Regions from separate parts of the Mus musculus genome. Here region 1 is linked to region 2. A link is a loop called in an ENCODE intact Hi-C map of the cell type or tissue named here. Cell type or tissue: left cerebral cortex. All regions are shown on one strand.

What was found. A loop is a pair of places that touch in the nucleus more often than their neighbours do. Peaks named below come from ENCODE experiments on the same cell type or tissue, not always from the same donor. Only the 100,000 strongest peaks of a DNase experiment are listed, where the experiment ranks them.
Region 1: it touches region 2 in a loop (2.4-fold over the local background); 2 of 42 quality-filtered maps call a loop at or near these places.

The regions. Positions count from the first base shown.
Region 1 is chr2:119,437,753-119,445,752 of GRCm38, forward strand. Ino80 (INO80 complex subunit) reads right to left here. Exons shown (of 36, transcript NM_026574.4): 10 at 7,709-7,904; 11 at 6,695-6,762; 12 at 4,631-4,840; 13 at 3,861-3,941; 14 at 1,623-1,718. Among named protein-coding and RNA genes, the nearest start is that of Ino80, 36 kb to the right of the region's middle. In left cerebral cortex, no CTCF peak of the experiment used is centred here; no DNase peak of the experiment used is centred here.
Region 2 is chr2:119,375,762-119,383,761 of GRCm38, forward strand. Ino80 (INO80 complex subunit) reads right to left here. Exons shown (of 36, transcript NM_026574.4): 30 at 7,589-7,747; 31 at 7,103-7,205; 32 at 6,149-6,237; 33 at 4,205-4,360; 34 at 3,802-3,961; 35 at 1,586-1,801. Among named protein-coding and RNA genes, the nearest start is that of Chac1, 29 kb to the left of the region's middle. In left cerebral cortex, no CTCF peak of the experiment used is centred here; a DNase peak (open chromatin) is centred at 4,002.

The sequences.
Region 1 (8,000 bases), 62 kb after region 2:
TAGCCATTATAAGCAGGACCAAGACTACCTTTAGAGTATTAAGAAAAATGAATTAATATGAATAGACTAAAATACAATGTAAAATTTGGAAAAATATACTTTGAAACAAGATAGATATTTCTATCATTTCACCATGACCATCAATTGATATGGAAAATGCCATAATTAACTTAAATTGGACTTTGAATTTCTCACTTACATAGTATAAAGATATACGTATTGGCTCTCTTATTACTCTCATAAGTAATTTTTCTAAGAAAGAAATATAAGGCAGCTGGGAATGACGACTCTCACTTCCAGCACTTGGCAGGTTGAGGCAAGAAGATCAGGAGGTCAAAGTCATTCCCAGTCACTCGACAAGTTCAAAGCCAGCCCAGGTACACCAGACTATTTATCAACAAACAAAGCAAAACAAACAAACAGCTAGACGTCATGTTTCACCTAGAATCCCATCAGTTAGAAACAGAAGCAGGCTGACTACCTATCACAAGTTCAGAGCCAGCCTGGACAACATAGTGGATTCTAAGATAGGCTCCTGGAGTACTGGAGGTAGAGTATAGTTCTGTCTCTAAAACAGAAGAAAACAAATGAAGCAAATACAGATATAAGGGACTTGATAGGTAGTTCACTTTGTACAGTGACAGTCTAGCCTGCATGAAGCTCTGTGATTCCTAAAGCCACATAAACCTTGTGTGGTGGCATATATACTTAGAAACACTGGCTACATAACAAGTCTGAGGACAGCATATAACACATAAGACTGTATCAAGGAAAACAAACATATGGAGGCTGAAGAGATGGCTTAGCAGTTCAGAGTACCCACTGCTCTCCTCAAGCACCTGAGTTTGGTCCCCAGCACCTGTATCAGGCAGTTCCCAAGCACCTGTAACTCCAGTTCTAGAAGATCCAACTACCCACACATAACTATGCACATTGAAAATAAAAAGTAGAAGAGTGGGGTGCACATCCTTCATCCCAGCAATCAGGAGACAGAGAGAGGGAACCAAAATGAGAAAATGCCTCCATAATATTGGCCTGTATACCAGGTGTGGTAACACAGGACTTTATTCACAGCACTCTGGAGGTAGGGACCAATGGATCTCTAGGAGTTCAAGGCCAGCCTGGTCTATATAGAGAGTTTCAAGATAGACAAGGTTGCATATAGAGACCCTGTCTCAAACAAATAAACAAACAAAACAAAACAAAAAAGCAAAAAAAAAAAAAAAAAAAAAGAAAAAGAAAAAGAAACAAAACCAAGATTAGCCTCTAAGCAAGTCTGTAAGTGATAGATGTGGAAGGTCCTATCCTGCAGCGGGCGGGGCCACACCTTCATAGATGACTGATGAAAAAGGCAGGCTGAGCAAACTATGAGAACAAACCAGTAAGCAGCACACTAGTTCTAAGGCCTCTGCTTCAATACCTGCCTCCAGGTTCCCGATTGCTTGAGCTCCTGCTCAGAATTCCTTAAAGGATGATGAAATATAAAGCTGTGAACTAAAATGAACCCTGTCTTCTGTGCTGCTTTCGGTTACAGTGTTTACTACAGCACAGAAGTCTAAGACAATTAGACAGCAGTAAACAAGGGTCAGAAAGCTTATCTTAAAGAACAAGAGGATCTTTACCTTAAATTTAGGAACAAATCTTGTAAACTCCTGGTGCCAATTATTAAGTGTAGAAGCAGGTGAAATTATTAAGAAAGGTCCCCAAATGTTTTCTCTCTGCAACAGAAAATGAGGTTAGCCTGCTGTAGGAAAACTGAAGTTATTTAATCCTAAATAATCAACCCATGACAAGAGAAGTTTAAAAATAGATATTACTGTAACAAGAGAAACTGTGCCTATCTCCCAAGTGTCTACACATATCTTTCAATGAAAAGCAATGTTAGTATAAAAATGACACACTAAGGAGGTAAAGTACTAAGCAGTGACACTCGTGACTTTTGGGTCTTAATTTCATTCATAACATGTGCATGACATGGAGCTGGAGAAATGGCTCAATGGTTAAGAGCACTGATTGCTCTTCAAGAGGTCCTGAGTTCAATTCCCAGCAATCACATGGTGGCGCACAACCATCTGTAATAGAATCCAATGGCCTCTTCTAGTGTCTGATAGCAACGGTGTACTCATATACATAAAATAAATAAATCTTTTAAAAAAATGTGTGTGTAACATACTAATTCACTTTTATTTGTTCTACGATGTTATCACAATTTCACTGTTAATAAAGTAGAAGAATGCTAATTTTTTCATAGTATGTATTACACATTTTCTCATTTAAATTTTATAAAATCTGCCAGGTGGCAGTGGTGGTGGCCACAGTATAGTCCTTTAATCCCAGCACTCAGGAGGCAGAGGCAGGTGAGTCTCTAAGTTCAGGCCAACCTGTTCTACAGAGTGAGTTTCAGGACAGCTAGAGTTATACCTGACTAAACGCTGTCTCAAAAAAAAAAAAAAAAAGAGGGGCTGGAGAGATGGCTCAGCGGTTAAGAGCACTGACTGCTCTTCTGAAGGTCCCTCTTCCGGTGTGTCTGAAGTATACTTATATTTAATAATAAATAAATCTTTGGGTGGGATAGAGCGGGCTTGAGCAAGCAGAGTTGAATTTCCAGAAATCACATGATGGCTCACAACCATCTGCACAGCTACAGTGTACTCATATATATAAAATAAATAAATAAATAAATAAATCTTTTTAAAAAAGAGAGAGAAGAGGAAGAAGAGGAGGAGGAAGAGAAGGGGAGAAAAATTATTGCTGTAAGGTATATATTACCTCTGATTTGGAAAAAGTAGACAACTAGGCACCAGAGATTTAAAGACTCACCTCAAAGAGGATAAGTCGGCTGACTATATGACATGGCTAGAAAAAGTAGTGTTGTGATGGAAATCCACTACCAATTTTTTTTTTTTTTTTTTGGTTTTTCGAGACAGGGTTTTTCTGTATAGCCCTGGCTGTCCTGGAACTCACTTTGTAGACCAGGCTGGCCTCAAACTCAGAAATCCGCCTGCCTCTGCCTCCCGAGTGCTGGGACAAAAGACGTGCACCACCACGCCTGGCTCCACTACTAATTCTTGCAACCATAAAGTCCTTGACACTATATCAGTACTTCTTAAAAGGAAGTAAAAGACAAGAATTCTAGCTATACTTGTTCAAATACTGTTTTGGCCCCACTGAGAACAAAAAAGGTCTGGGGCTGTAGATAGCTCCAGTTAAAAGCACTGGCTACTCTTTCAGAGGACCTGAGTTTAATTCCTAGGACCCACGTGGTAGCTAACAACTGTCTATAATTCCAGTTCCAGGGGATCCAATGCCCTCACACAAACATATATGCAGTTAAAAACCAATGCAAATAAATAAATCATTATTTTAAAAACGTCTTGAGCTGGGCGGTGGTGGCACACGCCTTTAATCCCAGCACTCAGGAGGCAAAGGCAGGCAGATTTCTGAGTTCCAGGCCAGCCTGGTCTACAAAGTGAGTTCGAGGACAGCCAGGGCTATACAGAGAAACCCTGTCTCGAAAAAACAACAACAACAACAAAAAAGTCTTCAGGTATAGCAACAAATTCGGCTATTTTCATATACTACCAAGAGTAACACTGCTTTTAAGTGGCTCATTGTCGACGGTGATGCAGGTCTTTAATTCCAGTACTTGGGAGAAAAGGCAGGCAGATCTCTGGGTTGGACGCCAGCCATATCTGTACAGTGAGGTCTAGGATAGCCAAGGCTATACAGAGAAACCCTGTTTTGAAGGGTGGAGGGAGAAGTGGGGAGGAGAGGGAAGTAGGGGGGATGAGAGGGAGGGGAGGAAAGGGGAGGGGAGGCCTAAGTTAAGGAAAACAAGATTGACAATTCCATCTACTCACCTCAGCCAGATGGGCCAGGAGGGCAATGCTCTGTACAGTTTTACCAAGACCCATTTCATCAGCAAGAATTCCATTAATACCCTGAGAGACAGAGAGAGTAAGAGACACATGATCAACACCTGATTGCACCCATTAGAATTCATTTCACTTAATGCCAAAAGAGCTCAAAAGACAGCAAAGATTGATTGGAGAGATACTCAGTACCAAGACTATTAAATCACTACTGCAATAGTTTCTTTTAGCAACACTAGAGATATATGTGTGATTCATGATATATTAGACCAAGACTAAGGCCAGTTCTTTACCTAATGTAGCACATATTAAGCAAACAATGCAGTTTACCAAGACCATCTAAGACATACTATATACACTGGATACACACAGAATATCCAAGTTAGAAATACTGATACCTTTCTGACTCTAACATGATAGTGAAGTTTTGAAAATGGAGAAATTGCTCAGTGGTTAAGAGCACCGCTGCTTTTGCAAAGGATTCAAGTTCAGTTTCTATTGCCCACATGGCTCACACCCAGCTCTAACTCCGGTTCTAGGAATCTGATGCCCTCTTTTGATCTCCATGCAGACTGCATGCCTATGGTGTAGTTACATACAATACAGGCAAACATTCTTACAGACATAATAAAAACAAGTAAATCTTTAAAAAATAAATAAATAAAAGCTAAAGGTAAACTCACTTCATAATTACATTAATCAAAAGAAAAACAGATGTTAAAGTAAAAAGAATAGGCTCAATAGAGTTCTAAATTTACCTGTTCATATAAATTTGCTAACCAGTTCATGCCTTTCAGCTGGTAACCTTTCAACTTGCCATTGAAAATAGTGGGTTGCGGAATATCCTCACCGGCCCGGATAGATGGATTTGCTAAGCTATAACTCTCCCCAAACCCAGAGCCAGACTTGTCTGCTGCCCTAAGGGCAGCTGCCCGACTTTCTTTTGCATCTTCATCAAATGACCTTGTCTGGAAAATAAAAATGTCAAGAAAAATATATAAGAATTTTTTAAATTAACATAAAATTTATCAACATTTTTACACTATGCTAATAATGTTTCTAATATCTTACTGAGTTAATGTAACAATTATATTAAAATGTTTTTATTACCATACTAAGCTATGTTGCTCACTAATTAAAACTATTTGTTCCAAGTTCTGATATAAGAGTTTGGGTACATAGGAGACTATGTTAACCATAATGAAAGTACATGATCTACTTGAATAAAAACTTTTACCAAAAAAAAAAAAAAAAAAAAAAAAAAAAAAAAAGACCAAAAAGCCGGGCATGGTGGCGCACGCCTTTAATCCCAGCACTCGGGAGGCAGAGGCAGGCGGATTTCTGAGTTCGAGGCTAGCCTGGTCTACAAGTGAGTTCCAGGACAGCCAGGGCTACACAGAGAAACCCTGTCTCGAAAAACCAAAAAAAATAAAAAAAAAATAAAAAAATAAAAAAATAAAAACTTTTATTATCAAAGTCAATGCTTTGAAAAATAAACATATCTAGTAAATATTAAAAAGCAAAAGAAGCTTTAATACAAAACTTAATCGAAGGAATTGTGTGAAAGTGGAATTTGTGTCTATTCTGTTTATTTGTTTGATATTTTGAGACAGGGTCTTTCTACATAACCCTGGCTGCCCTGGCACTCAGTACATAGACCACCAGGCTGGCCTGAAACTTACAGAAATCCTCTACACCACTCTGCCTCCCAGGTGCTGGGATTAAGGGTGCAAACCAGCACACCTGGCAGTAGCTAGTCTTAACCCTGGCAAAGTAGAAGGCTCCTCTGCAGCACACTGAACTGCACTGTCTTCACTCATTTCAGCCCATATGCAGTTCATTATTAATTTTATTAAAGATCATTAGCTCCTCAAGGGCAGTGGACCTAGATTCAGTTCCCAGCACATACATGACAGCTCACAAACAACCTTACTCCAGTTCCAGGGGACCTGGCATTCTCTTTTGATCCCTGTAGGCACCAACCATACACATAGTGTAAATATATACTTGTAAACAAAACATTCATACAGACAAAATAAAAGTAAATCTTTTTTTTAAAACCACTAGCTCAGAAATCAGAGGACAAATAAGTGCTTGAGTGAAAGACAGCAGTTACTTAGTTTTCACAAGGCATAGCACTCTTGACAGACTTTTTTATTAAACAACCCATGATTAGTCAAGAGGATACAAAACAACAAAAAACAGTTTGTAGCTCAACTATAAACCTTTCAACATTACTAATAATAAAAATTCTATACAAGTGAACACTTGTTATTCTGCCATCTCAAGCTATTAGTACTAGTTTAAAGCAAAGGCAGGGGTCTGAGGGATGGCTCACTAAATAAAAGCACTGGCTGATCTTCCAGTTCAAGTCCCAGTACCCACATGGTGGCAAGAACCATCTGTAACTGAAGTAAGGAAAGCCTTCACCCTATATACAGTCTGAGTCTCACAAACACATACACATACATAGATATACACACACACACACACACACACACACACACACACACACACACACACACACACACACACACACACCACACACACACTAACCAGTGTGTTAAACTGAAAACAATGAACAAAGAATAAAATAAAGTAAGAAACTGGCACATTTCCTAGGATAACTACAATATACCTTTGCCTCCCCCTCCCCTTTTTTTGGGACGGGTCTCACTATGTATCCTTGGCTGGTCTAGAACTGATATTGTCCACCAAGCTAGCCTCACACTCATGGAGCTCCATCTGACTCTACCTTCCTGAGTGCTGGGATCAAAGGTGTGGTCACCATGCCCAGCCTGCCTTTTGACTTAAAGACTTACTCGAGCTTGGTGAATATGATAAGCATTTTCAGCATTCTTCAGGGCCTGGGCTTTAAAATGGTTACTATCTGAAAAGAGAAAACACGTAGATTATTGCACTTAGAATTATCACGTCTTCAAAGATTTATCCCACACATAAGTGGATTCCCAGTTTCCCACTGTATTTATCCCAAGATTAACAAAGGACAAGGAGTGGGCAAAAACCTAGAAACAAGTAAGGCATGGTGACACACAACTTTAATGCCAGCACTTAGTAGGAAGAGGCAAGTAGGTTTCTGTGTGTTCCACGCCACTCTGGTCTACACAGTGAGTTTCAGGACAGCCAGAGTGAGACACTATCTCAAAAAAACTACAACAAAAATAAACAAACAACAGAACCTAGACGTATAAAGTAGCTGCGGCTGTCTCTTGTCTCCAAGAGTGAAAGACAGCACACAAAACCCAACTGGGAGTTAAGATCTACAATCTCTCAGTCCTATGGTTTCTTTATAAATTGATATCAATTACCAGGATAGGCAAGACCAACATGCAGATTCAAAATTATATTTATGTGGGGAGAAAGCAATTGAAATCTATACATGTGTTAATACTCAAGATACTCTGAAATATTTCCATTCTGCATTTCTAGGTCAACACGATCTTAATTACTACACTATGAAAATACTCTAACCATGTAACTGAAGATGACCTCCAACTTCTGATCCTCTTGCCTAACCTTCTGAAGTGTGAGATCACTACCACCTGGTTTATGTGATGCTAGGTATCAAGTCCAGGGATTCGTGCAGCTAGGCAAACATTCTCTCTTCCCAGGCCTCTACTGAAAATTCTTAAGTTATTTTATAGGCTTCCTTTGCAGAAATACACGTATTTTCTTGATCCAGTGCATTAAATCTCCCATTTCTGAGCAGTATTATGCACGAATTAGGACAAAACCTGTAAGAATTTTAACATACACAACCTTGATGTGAAAAAAGAAGGCTACCTACTTCCACTACTTCCTGACTCAGGACTTACCATAGTCTTCTTGGGTGATGTTAACCACCACTCCTCCACCAATGTCAATTTGTCTCTGGGTAGAACTATCTTCTAGTTTCCTTAAGATTTCTTCCTGGATTCCATCATGACCCATATCACGTTTTCGACTCATAAAATGAGCATACAATTCTGTCTGAGTGATTAAGAAGTTGAGTTTTCGTTGTTGCCTCTTGGCCTAAAGTAGGGTGGAAATTGAAGGTAAGAATATCCAAGTCATAAATTATATGTAGTCAACAGAATTTAGCAAATCTTAATAAAAGCCTGTGTATAA
Region 2 (8,000 bases):
CAATCCTTGTCACTTTTCATTCCTAGCTCTCAGTACCTGTTGGTTTTCTTAGGCCAGTCTACCTCCTTGCCTGCTGTACCCTTCCTGCTTCTCTGCTGTGTCACACTGCCTCATTCTCCGATGAGCCCCAGCACAGCAGCTTTGATTACTGCAGTGATTACTGTTTTCCAAGGACACAAATGAGCTAGCAAAGGGCTAACAAACAGCAGGGAAGGCTACTCTACTTATTTCCTTAATGAAACAATAATGAAAGCAGAGATCCTGCAATGGGAGAAAGGAGAAGGGAATCAACTTTTACTAAGCACTCACAATAGGCCAAGCACTTTCTATACAAGTATGCCTTTCCCTGCTTTAACAATTCTACTAGCCATCAGAAGTAAAAGGTTACCACTGTCTGCATCATGAGAACAAGGCCAGCTTCAGATACATTAAATTCTACCCAAAAACTTAACAAACAAGGATTGGAGAGATGACTCGATGGCTGCTGGTTGCTTTTCCAGGAGACCCGGGGTTCAATTCCCAGCATCCACATGGCAGCTCATGGCTATCTGTAACTCCAGTTCCAGACACTCCTCCACTCTAACACAGACATACATGCAGGGAAAACACCAATGCACATGAGAAAAAAATGAAAAAGAATTAACAAACAAGCTCCCCTCCCAAAACTTATGAGCTATGCTAAGCCCACCTGAGATTTTTGTTTGTAGCAGGGTAACTCTGGCTGGTCTAGAACCTGCCTCCTGGGTGCTGGGATTCTGAGCGTGTGCTATTATCTACCTGAGGCCAGACTTTGCATAGAAGGGAGGCAGCTCTGTGTGGGTTGTCTTACTGCACTTGGACGGCCTGCATTCTCACTTCAATCATCCTTTCTGTATCTCTATCTCAGTCGTTACTTCTCTCCACCTGTCAACAGTCCCTTCTCATTCATGACTTTCATTGCTCCTTCTCAGCATAACGTGTTGTGAACCTCAATATGCCATGGTGGTGTCAACTCTTGCATTTGTCTGAATCCTTTCTCACACACAATCCCAGTCTTCTCCATTCTGAATGATACTCCACAATTCTTATAGCAGGTCCATGGTTCCCCAGCTTTTGACCTGTAATCACAAGTAAGCTTGCCTCTTTCCTTCCATTATCTGTATACTGCTTATAAACCACTCCACAACGTGCTTCTCTTCTGGCTTGTTCCATTCAAGGGCACATGCATGCTCTACCAGCTCTACCCCTATGCACTCTTAGGTGTGCACTGCCTGAGGCAATGGCCCAGGTAGCTGGATAAATGTTAACTACCCTTGTTTGGATTACTGGAAAATAAATGTCCCAGAAAAACAAACAAACAAGCAAACAATAACCAACCAGAATTAAAGGGGAGGGGCAGAAAAACTGGATGTTTCAAGTGCAGCTCCTCCTTCAGTTCACTCTGACCACAGCTACTTCTACTTCACAGACAGCTATTTGTCAGGAGTGCAAGGGTGAGTCAGAACTGCTCAGTCCTAAGATGGTCTCCGGGTTTTGGCTTGGAATATCCTGCACACTCTATGTTAAATGGATTCTCAGACAGTCCTTGATCACAATCTGCACCAACCTTTAGACACATTGTACCCGTATGCAGCATAAGCAGCTGCAGAAGCTGCTGCAGCCCCTGCTTTGGCTCCTGCCATCGCAGCAGCACTGCCTGCAGTGGACTTGCGGCTTCGGCCTTTGCCTGCTCCTTTGGCTGTGCTTCCTGAACCCTTGGGGCGGCCTCGGCTTCGAGCTGAGTGACCACGTCCTGCAGCTGGCACTTCCTGAATGGAAATTCCTGTGGGAACGAATAGCCAAGAGGGAAAAAAATAAATCTCTTAAAATGCTAACAAATACCCCTGATAGGGAATACTGGCTCTCAAGGGGTCCTCTTTTGTTTGAGACAAGGTTTCCTAATGTTATTCAGGCTGACCTTTTTAAAACCCCCGATCTCAAGTAATCCTCCAATCTCAGACTGATATTCTGAGTTCTGAGACCATAGACACAGGATATGGTGCCTGACTCACTGAGATCTGAGGACATTTGGGGATGTCTTTTAACATAGCTATGATTTTCCTACTGTTGTCCCTTCTAAGGAGTGGCTCCACCATGGTTATTACTTTTTATTCTAGCCCATCACTAAATGAACTCCAAGACTTCCTTCAAAAACTAAAGTGTTCCCGCCTTCAACAACCAACTTCTATCTCTATTTAAAACAAAACAAAACAAAACAAAACAAAACAAAACAACCTTCTGGGCACTGAGCCCAGGTCTTGGATTAGTGCACGCTAGACAAGCACTCTGCCACCGAACCACTTCTAATCTTATGGCTAAGGTTGCTTTTTGTTTTTTGTTTTAAATTTAAATTTTGAGAGAGGGTCTCATTATGTAGCCAAGGTTGTTTCAAGGATGTTTCTACCTATCCTCCCCCTTCATAGCACTATGGTCAGTCCTATTTTCAGGCTTTGAAATTAAGATTCATCAAAAAGCAGTAGTAGTAACACTGGGCCTCATAAAACAACAAAAAAGAAATGTCCCCAAAGCCAACTTTAGTTAAAAACTAGCAAAATTCAGGGTTTGGGGAGCCGGTTCTACTGGAGAAAGTGCCTGCCATGGGAGCATGAGCCCTGAGCCTGGTCTCCAGGCTGTGAGAGCAGGCAGCACACACACAGGGATGGGGAGGCAGACACAGGTGGGTCCCTGGGGCTCGCTGGCCAGCCAGTTTAGCTCAAGCAGTGAGCACCAGGGTCAGTGACCTAACAACAAAAGAACTGGACAGTGACAGAAGTAGACGCCTGATGTGAACCTCTGGCCTCCATACAAATACACACCCAACGCACACACACCCCAACGCACACACACCCCAACGCACACACACCCCAACGCACACACACACCAACGCACACACACCCACCAACGTACACACACAACAACGCACACACACAACAACACACACACACACACCAACGCACACACACACCAACGTACACACACACCAACGTACACACACGCCAATCAGGAAAGACACCCACTGTCAGCCTTTGGCTTCTACATGCATATGCATGTCCCTACACACAATCACACACTTGAATACACACATACACACAGAAACACATACTCAATATGTAAAAAGTTAAAAAAAAGCTAGCAAAAATAAAGGTGAAATACTAAAGACAGAATAACTAGAAAACAATTAAAAAAAAAAAAAAACTTTACCAAGTTCTTATTTTGCTTCTCCTAAACATTACTTATTCCCTTTGCTTAGAAAGACGGTCAGGCAGTAAAGGCTGTTGATAGTGAGCCTGAGAGGCTGATTCAATCCCTGGGACCACAGTGGTGGAAGGAGAGAACCAATCCTTGTATTCTGTCCTTTGACCTCCACGTTGTGTATACACACACATACACACACACACACACACACACACACACACACACACACACACACACACACAATAAATAAAAATGTGCCAGATGTGGTAGTATATGCTTTTAATCCCAGGATGTGGAAATCAGAAGCAGGTGGATCTCTTATTAAGTTCAAGGACAACCTGGTCTACATAGCAAATGCCAGCACTATGTGAGAGACCCTGTCTTAAAAAAACCAACCAACCAACCAACCAACCAACAACAAAAACATCCAAAACAGAACAAAAAAGTTAATAACAACAACAACAACAACAACAACAACAATAAAATCCTGTATCCTAAAAGGAAGCAGAGCTCACTTACCCCCAGAGGAATGCTTCCCACTGAGCAGTGGAGCAGGCTGACGCTGTATGAAAGAGTAGCATCACTTACCATTCACAGTGTCTGACACAGAGCCTGTTATGGAAGCAGGAGAGTTGGTGGCTCTCGACTGAGGTGCTGAGGAGGCTGGGTCATCCACGATGACTAACATGTCACTGCTGCTCTCATCAGGGGGAATAGAGCCAGTGTGCAGTTCACTGCTGATTGAGATCTGGAAGCAGAAGGGCTGAGCTTACTAATAACTTCAATGGCTACAGCCCTCACACTCAAGTGAGAACATGCTCTGGGGGACATGTAGCATTTCTCCCTCCCATCTGCCTTTGGCTCTGAGAGTCAGCCTGTCCTTATACAACCCTTCCTACAAGGCTGGAAGTGAACACTGCCCACCATGTCCCTGCCACAAGGTCAGAGTGCAGTCCCACTGCTGTGATGTAGAACGCAGGAAGAGGCTCACCTCACTGAAAGGGCTGGGCATGGCTGAGTCGACACTGATGAAGGAATCATCCCCATCAGCGGAGAGGTTGGAGTTGTCAGCAGAGGGAACAAACGGGATCACGAGGTTCACACCCTCTTTCCTCCTCTTCCCATCCAACTCATCTTCCTTTTTCTTCTGGGAATACAAAGGTCAGAAAATACATAAAAACATGAGTATTTGCCCCAAAGAGAAAAGCGAGATTAACAAATAAAACAATTATAGGCAGAGTCTTGGTATATGGCTCTGACTAGCCTGGCACTTGTTACAGTTCCTGTTGTGGCCTCATTGTCCTGTCTAAGCCATGAGCACACACCCTACACTGACTTGAGACAGGGTCTTGCTCTATAGCTTAGGCTGACCTCAAATTTTCTCCATCTTCCTGACAGCATGACTATGCAGGCTCAATTAATTTTTCGTGTGTATAGGTTATGTGTGTACTGAGGACTGAACTAAAGGCCTCTCACACTCAGGGAAAGTGCTCCACCACTGAGCCACTTCTCAAGCCCTGAATCTTGAAGGAAGTGAAAACTCGCAGAGGAGGAGGAAGGCATACCCTTTCCTGACAGCCCATTTCTAGTCTGGCTCGCTCATTGACTGACTGACTGACTGTATGTGTGCATATGCATGCACTGCACTCACACGGAAGTCAGAAGACAGCTTGTGGGAATTACGTTCCACCACATAAATTCCTGGGATCCCACTCAGGTCATCAGGCTAGGCATCAAGTGTCTTTACCTTCTGAGCCATCTCACTGGCTTTTTCAGACAGAGCCATATTGTGTACATCTACTGCAGGGTTAAGATAGAGTGTACAATCATATGCGGTTGGCTCGATGGGAACTGGTGACTGCCACCTAAGCTGGATGATGCCAGTCCACCCCAGTCCATAGAAAGGTAGAAAGAGAGAAACAGCTCTACAGTTGTCCTCTGACTTCCCACACCCACTGTGGCATGTGTACACTATCACTCGCACAAAAGAACTACAGATTTCTGCATCTGCCTGCGTGAGAAAGCCACCCTTTATTCTTTGACAGGTTCTCTGTCCTCCCTTCTTCCCTCCCTCCCTCCCTGATCCATTTTTTAAGGATGATACCCTAGTCCTTTAACACTAAGCTATACCCCCAGACCTAGATATTGTTTCTGTATGTTAACGCTATTTTTATTTTGAGTAGTGGCAAGTAACGGGTTAGATATGAGAACAGAGTGAGGGAAAGAGGCTGCCAGGGAAGGAGCAGAAATGGCAGCCCAAACCAGGAGGACTTTGTGTTTCATTTTTAGGATTTTCCAAGTCTATAAAAGAAGTGAGTAGAAAGTATCCCCTCTTCACAGAGAGGGGCTCTAACAGACCAGCTCTAAGCTGCCAGCCATCAAAGGCCTACGAGCAAAGGGATCCAACCGCAGCCTGTTTTCTTTTCTGGAGATAGTCTCATTATGTAGCCATGACTGGTCTGGAACTCAGAGATCTGCCTGATTCTGTCTCCCAGTTGCTGGGATTAAAGGTGGTTCTCATCATGCTTGCCCAGGTCCTTTTAAAAGAGTCTATGAAAGAAGTCAGACACTCCTGAGTCAGAGACAGGAGGATATTTTGAGTTCCAGGCCAGCCTGGTCTACCCACTGCGTTCCAGGGCAGCAGGGATAAGTAGAAAGACCCTGACGCAAACCACATAAACTAAGTTCTATAAAAGCTAATTATGTACGTAGCATTATCCCCTTAGCTATCACAGTTATCACTGATTGTCCAGTCCAACTGGGACCAACACGAGCATGCGTGAGAAGGAAAAACTGATGCAAGCTGTGGTTTACTACGTAAAACAAATATGTGTGTAGGCGCCCGCCCATACATGCATGTATGGCACCCAAAGGCCTTTTGTGCTTCTAAAACTTATCCCAGGGCCTGGCCCCCCCACAAGCCATCTGGAGATACCTTTTCTGCGTACTTCTCCCGCTTGCGTTTGCGTTCTTTCACTCGGTTGCTTTCCTCCTGCTGCCGTTTCTCTTCCTGCCGCAGTCTCACTATCAAGAAAATGTAGGAGTCATAACTGTTATCCTCTGAAACTTAGGGCCATATCCTCTTGTGGTTGGTTCCCAAGGTGTAATTTTTGTTTAAGAAAAACTTTTATTTTGGTCTGGGCATATGCTTTCAATCCCAGGGATCAAGAGGCAAAGCTAGGCAGATTTCATAAGTTCAAGGCCAGCCTGGTCTACAGAGCTAGTTCCAGAACAGCTAAGGAAGGATACATAAAGAAATTCTGTTTCAGAAAAAAACAAAACAAAGCAAAACCCAAACAAACAAACAACAACAACAACAACAAAACAAAAGCCAAAACAAGAGAAAATATCGTTTTCCTAAATAAGGAACAATAGTTATTGGTATCTCAACAGCTTTTAGGTTCAAACCTGGATTCTACTCAATTATGTTGCTTCCTTGTCTTTTCTTCTTGAAAAGAGTTTAGTTTAGATGTAGAGGTGAGGAAGTACTCACAGGAACTCAGGGTAAATCTGAAACTCAATATTCTCAGAATATACAACTCTATGCAAAGGGTCTTTATAGTTATAGAAGCTTGCTGTTGAAATTATGTGTAAAATATTTTTCTGGGCCAGTGAGATGACTCACTAGGTAAAGGTATTTGCTACCAAGCCTGACAATGAGAATTTGAACCTGGAACTCATATAGTGGAAGGTAACCACAATCTCACACACACACACACACACACACACACACACACACACACACACACACACACACACACACTCATACACACTGCACACACACTCATACACACTGCACACACACACTCACTCTAGCCTTGGCATATGCAATGCTTATCTCATTCTGTAAATCTGGCAAGGGCAGAACTTCGGTTGCCAAAGTACATACGTTTCTTTTCCAGTTCTTCGTCATCTAGAAGAAGGCTAACCACCTCTTTGGGTTTCAAGGTATCTGGTTTGAAGTTCCCACCAGAAATCACCATGCGCTGAATCTAAACAAAGTGGATTAAAATGTCATCTGCATGTGTTCTTTCCCATACAGCAGCAGCAGCAGCAGCCCTGTGAAATCAGCTCCAAAGGGAGGCTTTGGCTCACTAGTTCTTGTTCACTGACCTGGCTCCTCTACATTATTTGTCCCAAAGAAAGGACAATTTGAAGATTTTTTTGGGGACAAACCAAGGTGAACTCTGAAATGTCACCCTTCCTGGTATCAGTGTACACAGGAGCTAGTAAGACTAAGTAAGGTACAGGCTCCAATGCTTACCAAGAACACTAGTTTGTCTGCCTAATGAAATATAAGTCTTAAATAATTTCGGTACAGTACTGACTGCTTTCTGTCCCTCCAGCACGATCACCCTTCCTTCCCCGTGCTCACCTCACTCTTTTCCTTGGCTCTCTGCAGAATACGCTCCTCAATTGTGCCTTTACAGATAAGCCGGTACACAGTGACCTGTTTTGTTTGCCCCAAGCGGTGGGCCCTATCCATGGCCTGCTGGTCTACAGTGGGGTTCCAGTCACTGTCGTAGAAAATCACCTGCATAGACAAGAAAAGGATACAACAAAAATGGATGTTCTGAGTGCAGGACAGAAATTCTGAGAGCAGTATAGCCACTTATCTGTCTACAAAACTAGTGTTAGTCATGTCCAATTTCTTTCTATGGTGTAATGATGAAAAAGAAACTCCTTAAAAGACCAAGCTATATGTGTGTTGCTCTGGAAAACTAGGCATGCCCCCCGTCTTTCCAGTTTTCACTGAAAAGATCCAACTATGAACTAGACAGACAGAT